Linked DNA regions of Homo sapiens: region 2 is linked to region 1. A link is an interaction called in ENCODE POLR2A ChIA-PET data of the cell type or tissue named here. Cell type or tissue: Caco-2. All regions are shown on one strand. Links, peaks and the distances in the headings refer to the core of each region. The heading gives the core; the rest is flanking DNA. Region 1 overlaps ITSN1 (intersectin 1). Region 2 overlaps ITSN1 (intersectin 1).

Evidence for each region. ChIA-PET counts read pairs that join two places held together with the same protein. Peaks named below come from ENCODE experiments on the same cell type or tissue, not always from the same donor. Only the 100,000 strongest peaks of a DNase experiment are listed, where the experiment ranks them.
Region 2: POLR2A ChIA-PET joins it to region 1 with 11 read pairs; 5 of 35 experiments call an interaction of 5 or more read pairs at or near these places.

What each region holds. Positions count from the first base shown.
Region 1 is chr21:33,676,836-33,688,453 of GRCh38, reverse strand. The region is part of intron 1 of ITSN1 (intersectin 1); the gene reads right to left. Among named protein-coding and RNA genes, the nearest start is that of ITSN1, 40 kb to the right of the region's middle. In Caco-2, for the core only: no CTCF peak of the experiment used is centred there; a DNase peak (open chromatin) is centred at 4,993.
Region 2 is chr21:33,732,817-33,744,434 of GRCh38, reverse strand. It overlaps ITSN1 (intersectin 1), which reads right to left. Exons shown (of 40, transcript NM_003024.3): 5 at 9,231-9,391. Among named protein-coding and RNA genes, the nearest start is that of ITSN1, 96 kb to the right of the region's middle. RefSeq lists a silencer at 2,140-2,242. In Caco-2, for the core only: no CTCF peak of the experiment used is centred there; a DNase peak (open chromatin) is centred at 4,654.

The sequences.
Region 1 (11,618 bases), core at 1,854-9,853:
ATCTCTGTGATCACCCTTCCACCTTCAATGGTCACTTAGTCCTCATCCACATAAACTCAGAACTAAACAAGGAGTGTTTTCTATTCAGATTCCTGCTACAGTGTAGTCCTACGAATGTTTGGGAACAAATTTTAATTCCCGAAAGAGACAAATACCAAAACAAAGAAGAAATAATGATTTTGATCTTGAACCCACATACGTTCCAAGGAATACAACAGAAATGAGCCCTTAGTTTCCTAAACTTCATGGTATTATATTAGCCATGTAAGTTTCAAGTCCATTATCCAGCGTTCTAACAGAAATACATGAAATAACAGTCCAGCTAATAAGGCTGATGCTTAAACACATGCCTTTTCAAGAAAAAAAAAAAAGGCAAACAAAACAGTGATGATTTTTTGAAAACTTTATATCATAAAATAGACAAAGCAGCTTTTTGAAATCTTAGATAAAGTAGGTAATCATATTCTAGAAATCTGCTATTTTGGAAGCCACAATCAAAATTCTTAGGAGGTTCCTCTATCTGTACAAAGCACAAGTTTTCCTAGAAACAGTCTTTGTATATTCAGCCTGAAAAATCAAACAAACTCAGCTTAACATCAAAGGTTCGCATGTTTATTTTATTTACTCAGTCTCAAAGTATGTTACTTACAACTCTTTGTTAAGCATCTTTTAAAAGCAAAGTGATTGTCAATGAATGCCAATTCAAGTTGTATGATATGAGGGCCATTTTCAAACACTCCAGAAGCTACGAACAACTGTCCCTAACTATGTATTTGGAATGCTGTCCTGAAAATGTCATTTCATTTGTTCCTGAACGTTGGTTCATTTTCAAAGTTAACATGTTTGAGTAGGTCAACATAACATAGATCACCTGAGAGAAAGAGGAATGCTGTTCCCTAAAAAACTACAAAATCCTTAGGCCTTCAAGTTCTACAGATTAGAAACATCAAAACTCAAATACATTTCAGATTGTCTTATTATGTAAAACTCATGCCGATAAGCATCCTAATGTGGCTTGAAAATTCTTTTTTTTTTTTTTTTTTTTTTTTTTTTTTAAGATGGAGTTCTGCTCTTGTTGCCCAGGCTGAAGTGCAATGGCACGATCTTGGCTCACTGCAACCTCTGCCTCACAGGTTCAAGCAATTCTCGTGCCACAGCCTCCCGAGTAGCTGAGATTACAGGTGCACGTCACCAAGCCCAAATAATTTTTTTTTTTTTCTTTTGAGACAGAGTCTCGCTCTGTCACCCAGGCTGGAGTGAGGCCTGACTAATTTTTGTATTTTTAGTAAAGACAGGGTTTCACCATTTTGGCCAGGCTGGTCTCAAAACTCCTGACCTCAGGTAATCTGCCCACCTTGGCCTCCCAAAGTGCTGGGATTACAGGCATGGGCCACCGTACCCAGCTGAGGCTTGAAAATTCTTTAACTATTAGTTATAAAGTTAACCAAAAGAAAAAGACCATTCTGCAAAATATATAGGAAGCATGTCCAAATTGTGTTGAAATATCCACCACATTGGCCACTGACAAACAAAACCACCCAAACCAGATAAAGAGAACAATTCCATCCATAAACACATAATGAGAACCCAAAAAAACTGAGGAGTTTCGTGACCTAGCTCTAGTCTCAGATCTGTTCACACATTCATTCTATAATTCTCTAATTTATGCCAGGTAACATGCAGGACCTCATTTTGACTTTATTAGATGGCACCAATCTTCCCTGGAGTGGTTAGACAAGTAGATCATCCATCTTGAAATGTGATATATAAAATGGAAAGGGGAAATGAGACAAAAATTGAGCTCAAGAAAGCCAGGCAATAGACGAACTGATTCACACTGGCTGGTCACACAGACTGTGAAACATGTCACTGTAAACAGTAACTCTACCCTGAAAATGGAGAGGCCAGAAGGATACATCGGCGAGCACTCAGCACAGTTCAATTACCTTGCCATTAACTTACCCACCCAGCCAGACTCATCACTTGCACTAAAAATAGGACATAAATGCTTTTCTAGCATTCCAGCTATGAAAAACTTAAGATAACAAATTTCAAAACATTTATCAGAAAAATATACCAGGAAAAGAGAAAAAGCAATATATATATATTTCTAGTGACAAAAACACAAATTGAGAAAAATGACATTAACACCTTGCTTTGATATGGCACCTATCTGTAAAGAAGCTTAAATACATTTGGAAATTAAAAAAAAAAATCTAATCACAGTAATTCTAACAACATCCCTATGAAATAGGTAGAATGTAAATATATAATTACTTCTGTTTAGCTACTGAAGAAAAGTAGACACATATTTCCCATTCACTGCTAATGACATTCTTGAACTAGCTCAGTCCAGCACTTTGAGCATACCACAGAGCCAAGTCATCAATTACCTTCTAAGTTGTAATAAAGCAAAATATAAATGTGAACCCCACAGTTTTCTATGCTTAAGTACTAAACTCTTAAGAATGCACAAACAAGTATGGCAAAATTGGCTTCAGCTTTAGAAGGAAAACAAATATTCAATTCAGTCTGATGAATCTACTTTTTTAAGAAGTAAAATTGAGAAATAGTTATGATTATTATTAAAACCACTTGAAATGCAGAAATTATAGAGAAGAGTGAAAACTCAATTTCCCACACTCACCAACAGGAACTGACAGCTTTATGCCTCCCTCAAAGGACAAAAGGAATTCAGTTTAAAGTGCAAGGTCAAAGTATACAAAAAGACACACTGGCCTGAGAAACCAAGAGGTTTAACAACAAAGAATGAGTCAACCAATACTTGCTGATCTTGAGTACTAAAAAAAGAGAATTTTTTTTTTTTTTTTTTTTTTACTCAAAAAGGAATTAATTTGTCCCACTGATGGCTAGGAAAAAGGATCACCTCTAAGTGTTTTAAATGTGTTTTTAAGAGCTATTATGAGGTAGCTTTAAAAGTTGGTATATTATTACAGCGTTGAAGGGGTACTTCCTAAATATACCCAATACATCTAACTCCTTTCAAGGCCAACTCTTGGTGAAATAATTCTTTCTTCCTTTCAATACTATTTAGATAAGGCACCACCAAAGCAGTACAGAATGACTAAACCTGAACTTGCTACAGGAATTTCCAAACAGATAAGAACTTGCAAATACGTCCCTATTTAAAAGACAAGGGAAACTTGAAGAAAGTCTCTGATTCCCTGAACGCCGAGTATATCCAGTGAAAACATAAACTCCTTTCTTAAAACATAAGCTCTTCAATGCAGACACTGTCTCCTTAAAGTTGTATTCAGACCTTAGCACCTGTGCCAAGAGTAAATGGTTTCTATTGTCACTATGAAACGCAACTTGCTTTAATAAAAGGAAGTGATGTCTAGAATTTGCTTCAAAATAATCTGGAGTGGAGGGTGGCAGGATGGAGACAAGATTAGCTGAGAGTTAACAGTGACTGTAGCTGGGTAATGATACTACTCTCCTTTCTTTTGTAGATGTTGAAATTTTTCATAATAAAAGGTTAGACAGAAAGAAAAGAAAGCTAGTTTTAGAAAGTAAATCCCCTTTAACTTGACTATTTCTTTGAGAGTTACTTAACAAAGAATTCACAAGGACAGCAATTTAATCTCTTAAATTCTTTAAAGTTATAAAACAATTACAATTACTCTTCAGTTCTTCTGTAGTTCACACAAGTGGAAGAAGCTGAACTAGGAAATTACCTACTCTAGATTAATGTTTTCTCTCTTATATGTCATAAGAATTACATGACATATAAGAATCATATAAATATCAGGAATAAATTAAACCTGATTTAAAAGAATGACGGGTCATTTTTTTCCCTCATCCTAATAAGAGACCCTCTTTCTGAGATAATTAAAGGAAATTATAAGTACCCTAGGAAAACTGTTTCTACCCCCAAATACAGGTTTTAAGTAAAGCTTAACAAATTTTTAACTATCTCTTATATCAGTTCCTACAAGCTAACCTTAGATTAAACTGAACTTTTAAACTGCCTTAACCTTAATAAATGTCCTCATTAATCATGCTATTCCACATTTTAAAACTTTCATTTTTAGGATCCTGCTAAGAATTACAACACACAAAGGAAAACAACCCCTTGACTGTCTTTTAGTGTGAATCGGTACTCAGATGAGTGCCATCAAGATCAATTTAGTCTCTAGCAATGAGTTGAGACATTTGACAATTAAGATTAATGTCTGACCTGTGAGTTGACCCTAATGGACACCTTCCTTAAAGCAGATGCATGGCAGATTAGATAAGTAGTCACATGGAAACAAGGTTATTACTGAATCACATTTCTCTAAGGAGTTATCAGCATTCTACTTATACAGAATTAACCGAAATGCTTTAATGGAACAGGAAAAATAAAAATAAAACATAGCATGGGAAATGAAGACTAACTCACAGGGCTCACATTGAGTCTCTAACAGATGTTACACGGTGGCTTCATTCTCCTCCTTTTTTCCCCCTTTCCTCTCTTTATCTGGTAGCTTTACTTAGGGGCATCGGCTCCAATAGCAAACAAGCACATTATTTAAGCTGTCATTCTTGCACACATTCCCAACCTACTTGGCAGAGTGGATATTTCTAAAATGGATAGCAACTACAAATATTAAAATAGAGAAATTCATCAAAATGCAAATGAAAACTGGTCACTGAGTTCCCTAAATCTACATTTAGTATTTCAAATATTTGGAAACTGCATTAAGCACAGGAGTTATTTAAAGGAGTTTAATAAATAATCATGTCAGATATCTGTAAAATGGACACAAAAGGTACCTTTTAGTAACATATTTATAAGGAATTCAATCTGTTCATTGCAGGAGACAAACCAGTTCTCAGATCTCTACCGAGAACAAAAAATATTTCACACATTCACCTCAGCAGGGTGGATTTCCAGCACTGGGAAGAGCCAGATGACTCAAGACTCAGCCATGTTTCCATGGCTTGAAGAAAAGATGATTAATGATGCAAAACAACTAGGCATGGGGAACTTGTACAATGGCTTGCTTACCCAAGATCAGCTGCTAGCTAAAAAATGCTTCAACCTCTGATAAACAGGGCCCTCAATGGACAGGTTCAAACAGGGGCTTGGTTCTTGAATGACTCACATTAAGCTTATCTAGCACATCCGTCACAAAAAGACAGTAGGACTAAAATCAACTTATTATCAAGCTCTTCACTTTTAGATCATTGAAATGACTGCACAAATCCCAAAATATGAAAAGATGATCTCTGAGTAAAAGCAGGAGGAAAAAAAAAAAAGTCAGCGCCTGATTCCCCAGGAGCTGATTATCCAGTCTGAGAATCGCCAAGGCACCTTATTTCCTCAGGCCAACTGTCTACCTTTCATCATTCTGGTCCCTTTCACTCTTGCCATGGTGAGAGGGAAGAGAAAGAGAGTGTTTGGTTAAGTAAATAGTTCATATATTTGAAGGAGGAAATTCAAGAAGAGAAAAAGAGAACAAGGGTAAGATAAAATTAATCTTATAAATACTTGTCTATTTCATCTACGACCTTTACAACTGCCGATTGGCAACATAACAAATAAAGCAATAGATACTACTAAAAGTACAAAACTAAGTGATCCTAGTGTGACAATAAATATAAACAATGTTCAGAAGCCATATGGGGAAAAAAAAAAGGGCTCAAGCCTGCAATCCCAGCACTTTGGGCAGCCGAGGTGAGTGGATCACCTGAGGTCAGGAGATCAGCCTGGCCAATGTGATGAAACCCCGTCTCTACTAAAAATACAAAAATTAGCTGGGTGTGGTGGTGCACACCTGTAGTGCCAGCTACTGGGAGGCTGACACACAAGCATCACTTGTACCCGGGAAGCAGAGGTTACAGTGAGCCAAGATGGTGCCACTGTATTCTTCCAGCCTGGGCAACAGAGAGAGGCTCCATCTCAAAAAAAGAAAGAAAAGAAAAGAAAGAGGCTGGGCACTATGTGGCTCATGCCTGTAACCCCTGCACTTTGGGAGGCCGAGGCGGGTGGATCACCTGAGGTCGGGAGTTCGAGACCAGCCTGACCAACATGGAGAAACCCCGCCTCTACCAAAAATACAAAATTAGCCGGGCGTGGTGGCGCATGCCTGTAATCCCAGCTACTAGGGAGGCTGAGAAGCGAGAATCGCTTGAACCTGGGAGGCAGAGGTTGCGGTGAGCTGAGATTGCGCCATTGCACTCCAGCCTGGGCAACAAGAGTGAAACTCCATCTCAAAAAAAAAAAAAAGAAAAGAAAGAAAGGAATTATATAGGAGGATATATAACAAAACACCAATAGTTGTCCTGAGTAGCCAAATAGAACACAACCTCTACTTGCTTGTATTTAATGCATATTTAAAATTTTTTCTGTAATTAGTATGTAGTTTTTTTTTTAAGCACATAATCTTTTGGTATGGCAAAATGACCCCCAAGAAAGCACTTTTCATTTTAAATATAAAAGGAGCTATTGTAGGAACTGCTCTATAAAACTGGTTCCAAGGCCAGGCGCGGTGGTTCATGCCTGTAATCCCAGCACTTTGGGAGGCCGAGACGGGTGGATCACGAGGTCAGGAGATCAAGACCACCCTGGTTAACACGGTGAAACCCCTCTACTAAAAATACAAAAAAATTAGCCGGGCATAGTGGTGGGCGCCTGTAGTCCCAGCTACTCAGGAGGCTGAGGCAGGAGAATGACGTGAACCCGGGAGGCGGAGCTTGCAATGAACCCAGATCTCGCCACTGCACTCCAGCCTGGGCGACAGAGCGAGACTCCGTCTCAAAAAACACGAAAACAAAAACAAAACAAAAAATAAAATAAAATAAAATAAAATAAAATAAAATAAAATAAAAACTGGTTCCAAACTAAGCGGAGGCATCAAATAGCATGAAAATAATCTGTTTACTTTCTTTTGTTTTTTGAGACGGAGTCTCACTCTGTCGCCCAGGCTGGAGTGCAATGGCATGATGTCAGCTCACTGCAACCTCTGCCTCCTGGTTCAAGCAATTCTCCTGCCTCAGAATACGTTACTTTCTTGCTATTTTGTTCATTAATTCAACAAACATTTATTAATCAGCTATCATGCATTAGATCCACTGTCTGCAGAGATGCCAAAAATGGTAATAAAGATGTAACTAGTTAATTCTCGTTCTCATGAAGCTTGATACCATAGGCTACAGGCTGCAGAGCTTCCTGCCTGCCCCCAACCTCTCAGCTTCAATACCCCTCAAAAAACCTAGGAAACCTTCTTAAATATCGCTCCATACAAACACATAGTACTGTTATCCAAATATTTGCTGCCCTTCCTTAACAGACCCTTTCCTACCTGTCCATCCCCGGGCGGGTAAATATTTCTTGCTTACTGAGGCCCTGCATGACCACGTGACTTGCTTTTGGCCAATGAAGTATGAGTTGAAATGGCACATGCCACTTTTGAGGTTCTACCATGGCATGAAGCCCACAAAGAGCCTTAAACTGAGAAACAAAGTTTTGTTGTCGTAAACTACTGAGATTTGGAGATTGTTACCACAACATAATTTAGCAAAAGCTGACTAATTAATATACCCGACTAAACTTTGACACAACAGAGAATATTAAATAACCTACGAGCAAGGGATACAAATAAGTAATCTCCACCCTGGCTGTGCTGACTCTGGTTTACAACTTAATGTTCTAAGTGGTAGATGAGGATAATTTGGTCCAGAAACCATGCAGTCATTAACCTACTGATTGCTTTGCTGTGTTTTCTCTCCAAAAGTCTGGGCAGGACTTCAGACATTTGGTGGACTTCAGACATTTGGAACCTTCCTTAAAGAAAAATGCAGAAAGTATGGCACCAGGCCACGCACATCGGCTCACGCCTGCAATCCCAGCACTTTGGGAGGCTGAGGTGGGTGGATCACTTGAGGTCAGGAGTTCAAGACCAGCCTGGCCAACATGGCGAAACCCTTTCTCTATAAAAACACAAAAATTAGCCGGGTGTGGTGGTGCATGCCTGTAATGCCAGCTACTCGAGAGGCTGAGGCATGAGAATCGCTTGAACCCAGCAGGCAGAAGTTGCAGTGAGCCGAGATTGCGCCATTGCATTCCAGCTTGGGCAACAGACAGAGACCCTGTCTCAAAAAAAAAAAAAAGAAAAAAGAAAAGAAAGAAAAAGAAAATACGGCACCAATGAAAACATTCCTCAGCACTGTCCTGAGTTAGAGAAAGAAAAGAACAAAAACAGAAAGAAAATATTCCACAGGACACAAGACAACAAACATCCAGAGGAATAAAACCCCCACTGCTTCCCCTTGAAATAAATTAACTAGAAGTTATTTTTCTTAATTAGAAGATATTTGCTTTAGAAACAATAAAATGCAAAAGAACATTATATCTATTACATAGGAATAAAGTGTTATGAAAAAGACAGCAGGCCAAGCGAACTAGAAATGCACCTAAAATAAAATGACAGATTAAAAACAAAAGGATGGGCTGGGCGCGGTGTCTCACGCCTGTAATCCCAGCACTTTGGGAGGACCAGACAGGCGGATCACGAGGTCAGGAGATCAAGACCATCCTGGCTAACACGGTGAAACCTCGTCTCTACTAAAAATACAAAAAAATTAGCTGGATGTGGGGGCGGGCACCTGTAGTCCCAGCTACTTGGGAGGCTGAGGCAGGAGAATGGCATGAACCTGGGAGGCGGAGCTTGCAGTGAGCTCTGCCACTGCACTCCAGCCTGTGTGACAGAGCGAGACTCCGTCTCAAAAAAAAAAAAAAAAAAAAAAAGGATAAGGATCAAAAAACACACAAAAAAGGGAGGACTGCTAAATTTAATAAGCCTTTCAAGGCAAAAACTGTCAATACGATAAATTTTATTTTCCTAAAACCTATAATCCACAAAGAAAGCAACAATTGTAAAACTTTGTACTCCCAGTAACATAACCTGAAAATACACATAACAAAAACTAAAGGCAATCTCTTTGTATTTACTGATTAAAATGTAGAAAGCAATAACTTAAAATACAACTGAGATGCATTTCTAATTAACTGAGTAGCCAAAAACTAAAATAGTGAAATTGTCCTAGGACAGATGTCACAAAGTCAACGAATATCTGGGGAGCAGCAAGCCATACACATCAGAGTACCCATGCAGTGAAGAGTTGCAATGGAAGCACAGACATCATCAACTAGAACGTTTACAATGTCATAGGAATAAGAGAACACAAATACTATGCATATATATGTATATAGATACACACACACACAAAGGGAATAACACACCTGAAACATAAATATTTACATAATAAGGTTATACAAAGGCTTTGGCTTATGATTCGGGAAACACTCTTTAAGGGTAAATATAAGATGATGTAATCTCATAATCTTTCTAATTATAGGATAAAACAATCTATGGTAGGTAATTCAACATGTAAAGAAAAAGTACTCTTGGACAGGAACTGTGAAAAATCATTATGCTATTTTCATGCTTATGCCTTCAGGTTAAAAAATCAAGAACCATATCAACAATACATTATGAAGTAGATGGAACACTGACAGAAAATCTCTGCTTCCGTGAAACCCTGTCTCTACTAAAAATACAAAAATTAGCTGGGCGTGGTGGCGCATGCCTGTAATCCCAGCTACTCAGGTGGCTGAGGCAGGAGAATCGCTTAAACCCGGGAGGCAGAGGTTGCAGTGAGCCATGATTGCGCCACTACACTCCAGCCTGGATGACAAAGCGAGACTCGGATCCCCCACCACCCCTCCAAAACAACAACAACAACAAAAACTTTGCTTCCTCACATATCCTTAGAATAAATCCTCATCTTCCAAGAAAATCATCTTCAGGCTTTTGTCAACCAAGAAAACTTTCTGTAAACAAAACCTCCCACTGAAGCTCACGATATAAAAGCTGAGCTGCTGTGATTAAAGTGTGAATGCAGGCCGTGGGGTGGGAACAGTTCCAAAAATGGTCACCTAGTACTTACCACAAATGTCATGGGCCAAGCACGGGGCTAAGTGCTAGGGATTCAGAAGTGAACAAAACAGAGTGTCCTCTGGGAGCTTACATTCTCGAATAGGAAGACAGCTAATAAACCAGTAAACAAATAAAGAAGATCATTTTACATACAGAACCCCACTTTAAGAAAATAAGTAAGGTTAACAAGATAGATGGTGACTAGAGGGGGTGTGTGGGGCTTCTTCATGTGCCTGGGGATAGTCAAGGAAAGTCTCTCTGAGAAGACATCAGAGGTAGCTTCTAGTTAGTTCTAGAGGAGGTTCAGCCTGTATAAAGACCCAACGAAAGAAAAGAACCTGTTCAAGAGATAGAAAGAGACATGTTAGGCTACCGCAAAGCAGACAAGGGGAGTGCAGAAGGAAGAAACTGGAGAAGCACAGAGGCCAGACAAGTGGATCTTTTATAGTAAGGCTTGGATTTTATTTTAAATGTAATGGGAAGTCTTTGAAAGGTTTTAATCAAGGGAATAATATGATCTTATTTACACTGTAGAAGCTACTATGTGAAACAGATTACAGGGAGAGACAAAGTGGAACCAAGACAACGTCCAGAAGACCACAATAAACACCCACATGAGAGACAGTGGTGGCCTAATGTTTTAACAGTGGAAATGATTAGGAGTGGTCAGACTCAGGATATATTCTGGACAGAAAGTCTACAAGACTTCATGATGGAGTAGATATAAAGTGGTGGAAGAGCGGAATCAAAGACACCTTTGAAGTTTCTGGCCTGCCTAAATGGGTGTTTGACAGCGCTATTTACTAAGACGAGAAAGGACTGGGGTGTGCGCATTAGGGTGGGGACAGCATCAAGAATTCCGTTTTGGGCTGGGTGCGGTGGCTCAAGTCTGTAATCCCAGCACTTTGGGAGGCCTAGGCGGGTGGATCACTTGATGCCAGATGTTTGGGACCAGCCTGGCCAACAGGGCGAAACCCTGTCTCTACTAAAAATATAAAAATTAGCTGGACATGGTGGCACACAACTGTAATCCCAGGTACTCGGGAGGTTGAGGCAAGAAAATCCCTTGAACCAGGGAGGCGAGGCTTGCAGTGAGCCGAGATCATGCCACTGCACTCCAGCCTAGGTGATAAGTGAGACTCTGTCTTAAAAAAAAAAAAAAAAGAATTCTGCTTTGGCTATGTTAATTTTGAACAGCTTATTATTAGATGCCCAAGAAGATCTGCCTACTAGACAGCTGCCCATCTAAGCCTGCAGTTCTTGGGAGAAGTAGGAGCTGGAAATACCCACATACTTGCTCAGTTCTCCCCTCTCCTGACCTCCACTTCCATGGCAAACTCTTTTTTTTTAATTATACTTTAAGTTCTAGGGTACATGTGCACAACGTGCAGGTTTTGTTACATATGTATACATGTGCCATGTTGGTGTGCTGCACCCATTAATTTGTCATTTACATTAGGTTTATCTCCTAATGCTATCCCTCCCCCCTCCCCGCACCTCACGACAGGTCCCGGTGTGTGATGTTCCCCACCCTGTGTCCAAGTGTTCTCATTGTTCAATTCCCACCTATGAGTGAGAACATGCAGTGTTTGGTTTTCTGTCGAAAATGTGGCACATATACACCATGAAATACTATGCAGCCATAGAAAAGGATGAGTTCACATCCTTTGT
Region 2 (11,618 bases), core at 1,653-9,652, 56 kb before region 1:
GAGAGACGCCTTCTGAGTTCATATTAATACTTTCAATTTGAAAATTCAAATCCAAGACTATACTGCTTTTTCATTACATTTGATACTATTATATTTGTTATCTCCTTTCTTCCACACCAAGAATACAGATTTCAAAGGTATAGAAAATGACAGAATTAGACTATTCCGTAATTACTTATTTGTTTTTACCACATATCTCAGACAACAGTTTCAGAATAACAATACTAATACTAATTTCTGAATGCATTAAATTATTTTTTTGCATGCAGTCCTGCTCCCCTTAAAGTTTTATCGTATCCAATTGACAGTGCATGGGAATTACATCCGATACTCTCTCCTCCTCAGCCTTCCTTCAGTCTTAGCTCTACAGCTAACTATATATTTAGTGCTCACCATCAGTCCTTATGATGACCTAGGTCTAGCTATTTTGATTGTCTGAAGCACATTCTCTAATAGATTCCTTAAGAAAGGCTCATGTTAATATACCCCGAAGCCTTATAAATTGGTAACGTTTTGTCTGTTTTTTCTACTTGAAAGTCAGTTTTTCTGGACACAAAATCCTTGGCTTGTTCTTTCCCTGAGAATTCTAAATATGTTACTCCATTTTCTTCTAGCAGAAAGCACTGCTGTTGAAAAATCTGAACATAATCTAATTTTCCCCCTTGTAAGTCATATGCTTTCTTTTTCTACATGTCTAAATAATTTCTCCTTTAACTAGAATATATCTTAGTGTTGGACTTTTTAGATTGATATTCTTGGCCACATGATACTCTTTTAAATATAGTTTAGAATCTCTTATTTTAAGAAAGTTGTCTTGAATTCATTTTTATCATTTGTTCTATTCCATTGGTTTAGTTTTCTTCCTCAGGGACTCCTGCTGCCCATACATTCAATCTTCTTTGTCTTAAATACTTGTTACTGTTTCTCAAATTCTTTTTATATCTTTTCCATTTCCTTTTATTTATTTAGGAGACCTAGTCTCACTCTATCCCCGAGGCTGGAGTGCAGTGGTGTGATCTCAGCTTACTGCCACCTCTGCCTCCCGGGTTCAAGCGATTCTCATGCCTCAGCCTCCAAAGTAGCTGGGATTAAAGGCATGTGCCACCATACCCAGCTAATTTTTGTAATTTTAGTACAGACGGGGTTTTGCCATGTTGGCCAGGCTGGTCTTGAACTCCTGACCTCAGGTGATCCGCTCACCTCGGCCTCTTAAAGTGCTGGGATTACAGGCGTGAGCCACTGCGCCCAGCCTCATTTCCTTTTAATTTAAATTTTTTTCCTCTTTGTAACTTCTATTTTTCTTCAGTTAGTATCCCCTGTGTTGCTTCTAGTTGCATCCTCATTTCTAGAATGAATTTTTCTTTTATTTCTCATTCTTTCTGTCACCTTATTTATGAGCCTTAAAAACTCTGATTTTCATCTTTCAAGTCTTGTATCATTTTCTTATTCTCTTTGAGCTTGTTTTGAAGTAGTGATTTACTGGTGTGCTTTCACTGTCCACAGGGGTGTTATTTCTCCCTTTATTCTCCTTTTTCCTAATAATAACTTTGTGTTATTTGACCTTGCTTGACACTTTCTGCAGTGGATTTGACCTTGCTTGATACTTTCTGTTGCTCATTTTTATGTGAGCCTTGCTTCTTAGGAATTCCAGTCTCCATTCTCCTCCCCTACTTTTGTCTGGACCATCTCTTTCCTTTGTATCCATGTCCCTATACTGCTCAATTTTGATTCCACTCCCAGTCATTTTTCCTGAGTATGAAGCCCTGTCCCAAAAGGAAGGCTTGTTGGGCCAGTCTTTTGAGTTCATAGGGGCTGGACTGCTCCAAATCTCTCAGATCCTTTGTACTCACTCAGTACTGCAGAGAGCATAACCCTTTCCTATTTCTATTGCTGCTCTCAGCCTGGTTGAACTTTCTTGCAAATACCTGTTAGCTATTTTGGGGTTCTCCTGTTTCAAGTGCACCAGGTACCCTAATTCTTCCCTCTTCCTCCTGCACTGTTACAAATGTACACAATTCTGTTTTGTTTGTATTTCTTTTTACTAAGAGCATGTATTACTTGTGTAAAATTTTAAAAATAGGGCCAGGCGCGGTGGCTCACGCCTGTAATCCCAGCACTTTGGGAGGCCAAGGTGGGTGGATCTTGAGATCAGAAGTTCGAGACCAGCCTGGCCAACATGGTGAAACCCCGTCTCTACTAAAAATACAAAAATTAGCCAGGCGTGGTGGCACATGCCTGTAATCCCAGCTACCGGGGAGGCTGAGGCAGGACAATCGCTTGAACCCAGGAAGCGGAGGTTGCAGTGAGCCGAGAAGGTGCCACTGCACTCCAGCCTGGGGGACAGAGCAAGACTCCACCTCAAAAAAAAAAAAAAAAGATTTTAAAAATAGTGTTGTTGAACACAGTGGTCATCACTGGGTAACAGAATTAATAGTAATTTTTACTTTTTAAGTCTTTTTGCATTGTTGACTCGCAAGCAGCATCTATTACTTATACAGTAAGAAAATCAGACTATTTCCTTTTTTTTTTTTTTTTTTTTTGAGACGGAATCTCGCTCTGTCGCCCAGGATGGAGTGCAGTGACGCGATCTCAGCTCACTGCAAGCTCTGCCTCCAGGGTTCACGCCATTCTCCTGCCTCAGCCTCCCGAGCAGCTGGGACTACAGACACCCGCCACCATGCTTGGTTAATTTTTTTTTGTATTTTTAGTAGAGACGGAGTTTCATCATGTTAGCCAGGATGGTCTCGATCTCCTGACCTCATGATCCGCCCACCTGGGCCCCCCAAAGTGCTGGGATTACAGGCGTGAGTCACTGCGCCCGGCCTATTTTCATTTTTAAAAACAATGTTTATAGACACTGAAAATCCAACAAAGAGAAGAAAAAAATTCTAACTTGGGCTTTACTGAGTAAGTTTATAATTATAGTCATCTAGATGACTGGTTTACAGTTCACGTGCACACTATCAAGCACATTACCACACATCTCATTTGGAATCAGATTAACTTTACATATCCACACATAGCAACATGTATCAGGTTTACCTTGTCAGTTTTAGAATTCCAAAATTTTCTAAGATTATTTGATAACTATATTTTTAATGTGTTTTTCTTTTTAAAAATTTGGTTCTTTTGATAACTATACTGAATTATACTCCAAATCCTGGTTTTTGCTTAAGTAAGAATGTCAATCTACTCAAGCAACAAATAAAAATAGATGGAAACAAACCAAAAGTTTTCATGAGCCATCATTCAGACTTTCAAAAGGCTTGACACAGCATACTGCGCAACCAGTTAACCTTCAAGACACGTACCCCATCTGTGCTGCAGACCCCTAACCTAAAAGGAGGCTAACCTCAAAAAGACACTGAGGAAAAGGCCAAGTTTAAAAATACTGTTTAATCATCAGACTGGTAAAAGCATCTTTTAAGCTTCCAAATTTGTTAGAAATCTTCTCTTACATAATAATTTTTCCATTTTACAGAAAAGGAAAAATTTATTAGCTATCTATCTATCTATCTACTTACATTAAAAAAATATAAATAGGATCTCACTATGTTGCCCAGGCTGGTCCTGAACTAGGAGCCTCAAGCAATCCTCCAGCCTTGGCCTCCCAAAGTGCTGCGATTACAGGCATGAGCCACCGTGCCTGGCCTACTGTGCTTTAAATAGCCACTGCAAAAAGACTATCATCCTTTTGACAACTGACTACCTTTTCTGAATGAATGACTTTCTAAATAAATACATCTACCAGAAGCCGTATTCTGGCTGCCATCACCTCTTCCTGTGTAAGTCTTAATTCTTGAAATTCTCTCCCCTCTTCCAAGCCTCCAATCAGGATTTTGTCCCTATCACTATACTGAAACTGCTTGTCAAGGTCACTCAAAAGCTCATCACATCAAATCTAATCAGCACTGTTCTGCCATATTCTTACTCCATCTCTCAAAAGCAGCTCAAACAATGGAGCATTCCCTCCTTCTTGAAACACTTTTTCTTGGTAGCAGGACACCAATCTTCTGCCATTTCACTTTTGTCAGCCTCAGTTTCTGGCTTCTCCTCTTTTGCCTGACCTTTAAATGTCACATCACATCAAGGCTTGGGTCTACACTGTACTCCTTATAGCTAAGCTTGCCCCTAAGACATGCTCTCCATATCCAAACTGCCCCAGAGCTGATCGATCCTTCCTCTGAGCTTCAGTCAAACGTAGTCATCCCTGTCTCCTTAACATCCCAACTCGGAAATCTACTAGGACTCTCAAAATCACCAAAACTCTTAATTTCTCCTTTAAAACCATTCCTCTTCCTGTTATCCCCATCTCAGTATACACTTATACCATCCATCTAGTTATTCATGTGAAAAGCCTTAATACTCCTTTTTCATTTCTTATTTCCAATCTACTGACAAGTCCTTTTTACTTTTTTCCCAAAATACAGGCTAGAATGAATCTAATCTGTCCTCCACATTGATTATCACCACCAGATATAAATCACCATTGCCTCTTGCCCGTGGCAAAAGCCTCCTAACTGATCTCCAGGATTCCATTCTTGTCCCCTACATTCCAGTCTTCAGATAACACAGATAAGTCTATCAACCACGTCACTCTTCTGCTTAATCTGTTGTTTGCTTGCTTTTCCTTATGGTCTCCCCATGCTTCAGCTACGACGCCCCTCGCACACCTTCCAAACCCCAAGCTAGTTTTTGCCTTAGGACTTTTGCCAGTGCAGTTCCTTTAGCCTGGAAGGCCTCTCCCCTAGGTCTTCACATGGCTCTCATCATCTACATCAGTTCCAAAAGTCATCTGCTCAAAGAATTCTTCCCTGGCCATCTTGTTCTACTGGTTTCTCTCTCTCTGTCTCTCTACTATTACTCTGTTTTAATGAACTTATTGCACTTATTCTCACCTAAAAGTATTTATTTCCTTGCTCCCCACAATTTGAAAATAAGATCCACAGTGGTAGAAGCCATGAGGTCTTGCTGGCCAGCATGTTCCCAGCAACTAGGACACACAGTAGGGGCTTACAAAACACTGGTTTAATCCAATAAAACCATGTACTCTGGCAAAACAAAAACCAAGCAAAAGAAAAACAGACTCCTCCTGTATAAGCTGGGTCCAGAACAAAAGAATTATGCTGAGTGCACACTGGTGAAAGAAGGTACCAAGTCTACCCATAGAATTTCCTACAATAGAAAATTCTATTTTCAGGGTGCTCTAAGGCAAGTCACAGTATCACTGCACCCCATTTTTCTCTCTTCTCTGTAGGGGAGTTGAACAAAATCATTGTTCAGACTCCAGTCTGAGCCTTAATTCTATAGTGTGTTAACAACTACATTAAAAAATATCTGAGGCTTGGTGCCATGGCTTATGCTGTAATCTCAGCACTTTGGGAAGCCAAAATGGGAGGATTACTTGAGATTAGGAGTTTGAGACCAGCCTGGGCAAAAGAGCAAGACTCTATCTATAAAAAAAATTTTTTAATTACTTCAGTGTGGTGGTACATGCCTGTAGTCCCAGCTACACAGGAGGCTGAAGCAGGAGGAACGCTTGAGCCTAGGAGTTGGAGGCTACAGTGAGCTATGATCGTGCCATTGCACTCTAGTCTGGGCAACAGAGTGAGACCCTGTCTCAAAACAAAAAACCCATGCAGACAAGGAACCATGGAAGAGTGACACGTCATGTCACCCAGTTAGTTTGGTGATAATGAAGGCACGGAGAAGGTAATTTTAAAAAACCTAAAGCCATCCGGGTGCGGTGGCTCATGCCTGTAATGCCAGGAGTTTGGGAGGCCGAGGCGGGTGGATCACAAGGTCAGGAGTTCAAGACCAGCCTGGCCAAGATGGTGAAACCCCGTCGCTACTAAAAATAGAAAAATTAGCCGGGTGTGGTGGTGGGTGCCTGTAATCCCAGCTACTCGGGAGGCTGACGAAGGAGAATTGCTTGAACTCGAGAGGCGGAGGTTGCAGTGAGCCGAGATCATGCCACTGCACTCCAGCCTGGGCGACAGAGTGAGACTCCATCTCGCCTTTAGATAAATGGTAGCTTTGGACAGGTTCTATCTCCTTTGTTAGAAATATGGCCTTAAGCAAAATGTTCAATTTCTGAGAATCTCAGTTCCCTCATTTATATAACAGGGCTAATACAGTCTGCATACTTTTTAGGGTTATCATTGTGATCAAATATTATATGTGAAGGCACATACTATATATAAGGGCAAGGAAATGCAGAGTCAGATTTTTGTTTTGTTTTGTTTTTTGAGATAGGGTCTGGCTCTGTCACCCAGGCTGGAGTGCAGTGGCACGATCTCCCTTGGCTCACTGCAACCTCCACCTCCTGGGCTCAAGCCATCCCCTTGCCTCAGCCTCCCAAGCAGTTAGGACTACAGGCACACACCACCATACCCAGCTAATTTTTGTATTTTTTGTAGAGATGGGGTTTTGCCATGTTTCCCAGGTTGGTCTCAAACTCCTGAGCGCAAGCGATCTGCCCACCTCGGCCTCCCAAAGTGCTGAGATTACAGGTATGAGCCACCACACCTAACCAATAATTTTCAATATTAATTAGAAAGCAGGCCAGGTGCAGTGGCTCATCCTGTAATGCCAACACTTTGGGAGGCTGAGGTGGGTGGATCACCTGAGGTCAGGAATTCAAGACCAGCGTGACCAACATGGTGGAACCCTGTCTCTATTAAAAATACAAAAATTAGCTGGGTGTTGCGGCATGTCCCTGTAGTCCCAGCTACTCGGGAGGCTGAGACAGGAGAACTGCTTGAACCCGGGAGGCAGAGGTTGCAGTGAGCCAAGATCATGCTACTGCACTCCAGCCTGGGCGACTAAGTGAGAGTCTGTCTCAAAATAAATAAATAAATAAATAAAACAATGACAATAGTAATAAATTATTTTATTCTCAAGTGGCTCAACAAACTATAAAATATATATATGTATTTTACCCTAGATTGAGCTGAGAGGTAGAACTAGAAAATACTTAAGTAAACTTGATCAAGATCATATACTGGTAACTTCTCCTATGTTCTGATATCCTTCATGGTTTAGCCTCATCAAAATCATTTACTGAGAACATCAATGTGGTGAGGAAAGACAGGGAGAAGTCTGGGGGGAAGAGTGATGGGCTGCCTGGCAGAGTATTAGGTCAGAAATCCTGGCAGGTTTAACAGTAGCAGGTTACTTAACGACTGTAAAACTTTCTCAGCAGTAAGGTCACAACCTCCTGAAACTAAATCAGCAATAGCTCCACAACTGAAATTCTGATGGCAGAATGGAATAAGAGAAAATGAATTAAATGGTACAGGAAAAATTATTGACCCCAGGTTTGAGAGAAAAAGGAGAAATGGGGTGCCTCTAGTCATTTGACCTTTTCTCCACTATGAGATTTCTTCTTGTAGCATTGGAAGAAAGCCAAAAGAAAACCAAATACCGTTGTTTTTTGTTTTTGTTTTTTAAGACAGGGTATCACTTTGTCACCCAGGCTGGGGTGCAGTAGTGTGATCTTGGCTCACTGCAGGCTTGACCTCTTGTGCTCAAGTGATCCTCTTGTCTCAGCTTCCCAAGTGGCTGGGACTATAGGCACCCACCACTATGCCTGGTTAATTTTTAAATTTTCAGTAGCAACGAGGCCTTGTTATGTTGCCAGGCTGGTCTCCAACACCTGGGACCAAGCAATCCTCCTGCTTTGGCCTCCCAAAGCATTAGGATTACAGGCATGAGCCACTGTGTTCGACCCCAAACACCCTTGAATTATTTTAACGCCTGGGTCCTGACCAAAGATTGGCTACAGAGATCTTCAGGGATTCAGAGCAAGTTCCACTTAAATTAGCTGGTTAACTAAAGGCTAAACATTGTGAGCACACACTGGACAAGACAAACAACGGCCCCAGTCATGTGGAGGCTGCTGCAGTGTTCACTTCTGCTCTTCCTCGCCTTTGCTCATATATGGATTTTTCTTTCTTTTCTTGGACCACTATCCTATTTGCCTAAAAATCTTCCAAAACCTTTCCCCTTACAAAAACCAGCCTTGTGGCTAAAACTTACTAAAAGAAAGGCAATACATTGTTTTTAATAGGAAACCTAGTAAGTAAAACCAGAGTATTTCTGTATCTTAGCTTATCATTAATTATATCAGAGACACCCTGAATTACTGTTGACTGCCCCCTCCGAAATCTATTTCACTTTATCACCTATCATCAGCTATCTGAGGATGAAGAGATGAAAAGAAACTCTAGCCACAATTTTCATGTTTTGTTTTAAACTGTTAAAGAACCTCCCCATGAATCAGATGTTAGATTTTATTACTGTGATCTTCAAATTAACCTAAAGTCTAGAATGAGAACAGAAATCAGAACTACTGATCTCAGTCAACTAATTAATCAATTAGCTTATAAGAAAAATACCTGGTTGAAAGATAATTTTTTATGGAATCACGTTTGTTTTGAGACGAAGTCTTGCTCTGTCGCACAGGCTGGAGTACAGTGGCACAATTTTGGCTCACTGCAGCCACTGCCTCCCAGGTTCTCCTGCCTCAGCCTCTCCGAGTAGCTGGGATTACAGGTGCGCACCACCACACCTGGCTAATTTTTTATATTTTCAGTAGAGATGGGATTTCGCCATGTTGACCAGGCTGGTCTCGAACTCCTGACCTCAGGTGATCCACCTGCCTCAGCCTCCCAAAGTGCTGGGATTAGAGGTGTAAGCCACCATGCCCGGCTGGAATTAGGTTTTTAATCAGGATAACAATGTTTATTTTTTCTCTATTCCATTTTGTTCTAAGAAAGAATTTAATGTGGCCAAGTGACTCAGTACTGTGATTCAAAATATATATATTTCTAGATGCCATAATCCAAAGGAATTGTTTATGCACAAGGAGAAACAGACATTATGGAAACCGAAAATCAAAAGGAAGTATGCAACAACCTGAAGGATAATGGAAGAGAAAAAAAAAAAAAAACCCAGAAGCTGCAGCAGCGGACTGTAAGTTTCTTCCTTTTCCCCTGACTGGCGGCCTGCATCTCTGCTTTCATTTTGATTACTTTACATCCCAGGGTTCAAATGTGAACATGCTCCTTCTTCTCCCCAGCACTATCTTCCTGCAGGGGGCCATCATTTTTCAGACAGAATTACCTCCTAGAATTTCATAATGTTATAAACCGAGAGGGAAAAAAAGGAAAACATTTATTTTTAAAATATACAAGAAAATACAGAAACCAATTCATTTTCAGACTTACCAAATGCTGGTGCGCTAGAAATAGCAACTGGTTGCTGTTTCATGACAGGGGGAAGTGCAGAGGGTAGCTGATATCCTTGTAGCTTCAGTTTGATAAGTTTCATAGCTATGGAAAACTCCACTTGATCCATTCTTCCATCATTATTCATGTCAGCTAGTGCCCTGCAAACCAACAGCATGGCCTGAGAACAACTGTGACCATAAAAGAACCTTTCCAAAACCACCACTCCCACCAACACGAAAACAAAATAATTAGCACTCTTACCCCTAGAGACAACAACAGAAAACATAACTGTTTACCAAACTATGGGGAATAGCCTGTAAATACTGGCCAAGTTTTATATAAACATAAAATATCTTTCACTCTGCCACTTTAGCAGGTAATTTTCAGCCTCAGTGTGAGGATTTGTACTTTAGACATCAAAAGGGGTTTCTTTCTGAAGTGATGAAAACATTCTAAAATTAGCTAATAGTGACTGTCGCACAACTCTGTGAATAAACTAAAACCAATGAATTAGATACTTTAAACGAGTAAATTTTATTATGTGAATTCTTTCACAATAAAGCTATTAGAAAAGAAAAAGATTTAGAAGCGGAATGTTAATATTGCTAGAGATACTTAGATTGCATTCTTTGTAGAGCTCTACAAACCTCAATGTGGGAACATGACACAGTATGCTATGCTACCTACTTATGCTATGCTAGGGTTACTCAACTATAATGCTACTAAACCTCTAAAGCTCTTGAAACTAACTTTTCTTTAGAATCATGCCCCATATCACTCAACAATTTTGTAAGTTAGCTTACAAAATGTGTCTGCTATTTGAAAATGGTACTCAAATATACACGGTCCAAGTGCAAACTGTAATGAGCTTTAATGTAAAGTATTTTCTCAAAGAAGAGTAAGCAAAAGGAATCGCTTCTCGGCCTTTTGGCTAAGATCAAGTAAGCAAAAGTTTGTCCTTGTAACTGGAAACTACATTATATCATCAAAACTGTGCATATTCATGACTTAACCTCTTCTGCATAAAAAAGTTTTATTCAGATTTTATTTCTTTTAATCCAGATATTAAAAGCATGAGGATTTTTTTAAACCAATATTATGAAAAATGTATTTGAAAGATCTAAATAAGACAGTTCAATTAAAATACCATGATCTTTTAGACTGAGCCATATCCGGACAGTGTTCACAAAAGAAAATTAAGTTACACAGAAAACAATTCTGCATAGCTGGAATTAACTCAAAGAAAGAAAACATGTAACACAATAAAAAGTATGGCATAAGACAAAGATAAAAAAATCTCTAAAAGTGATCAAGATTGTAAAAGTTGGCACATTTTAGAAAATAAGGATCATAACGCAGGAAACAAAGCTCTGTGGTTGCAGAAACCTTTTTGCCTCAGATAGGAGTTCCCCATTCTCCTGTAGTCATGGGCCCTTCAGCAAAGAATTCAGAATCTGAATTCTTCTCACTACTTGTGAACCTGAGCATCATTTTTCTGTATTTCGTGGCCATTTGGATTTGCACTTCTATGAACTGCTTATTCAAATCCTTTGCCAAATTTTCTATATATTGCATGTCTTTTGTTGTTAGTTTATAAGAGCTCATAGTGTATCACAAATTAACTGTTTATCTGCTGACTGCTGAAAGACTTTTAAAAATTCATTATTTGTTGATTTATGTATATGTACGGCATAAAAATTCTAAATTTTTGTATATAAAATATTTCTTTTATCATATGATTAGAAGGTTGTTAGTCCTTGATTTTCTAACATTGTATTATTTTATTTCATTTCAATCCTTAAACCAATAATTATGGGTAGGGGTGGGGGAGTTATTCCAGGGTCCAATCACATTTCTTCTACATGGATTCCTAGCTTTCCCAGTAATATTTATTAATCAATCCCTCTTCTTCTCACTGAACTAATATACATTTTTATCATGTATCAAATGTTCATATGAAGTGAGAACTATTTCTGGACTATCTGTTCTGACTGAACAATTTCCAGGTCAATATTACAATGATTTGATCACACTGGCTCTCTGGTATATTGTGATCCGGGAAGGTCTGGGAAGGTTTTTTTTCCCCCTTGGTTATTCATGGGTGTCTATTTTCCTATGAACATTTAGATTATTTTATCTGTTATACAAACAACCCTACTGGGATCCAAAAACTGCCTTAGAAGGGGATTTTTGGAGAATTGATTAAACCACAATTGCTTTTGCACCAATAGTTTACCCAACCAAAGAAAAGACAATCTTTCCGGTTGTTCAAATATACTATTTCCTTTAATAAAATTGTATCACTTTTTTCATATAATATGCTTTTCTTGCTAAATGTATTCTGAAGAATTTTATCATTTTTGCCAGATTTTAGATGAAACATTC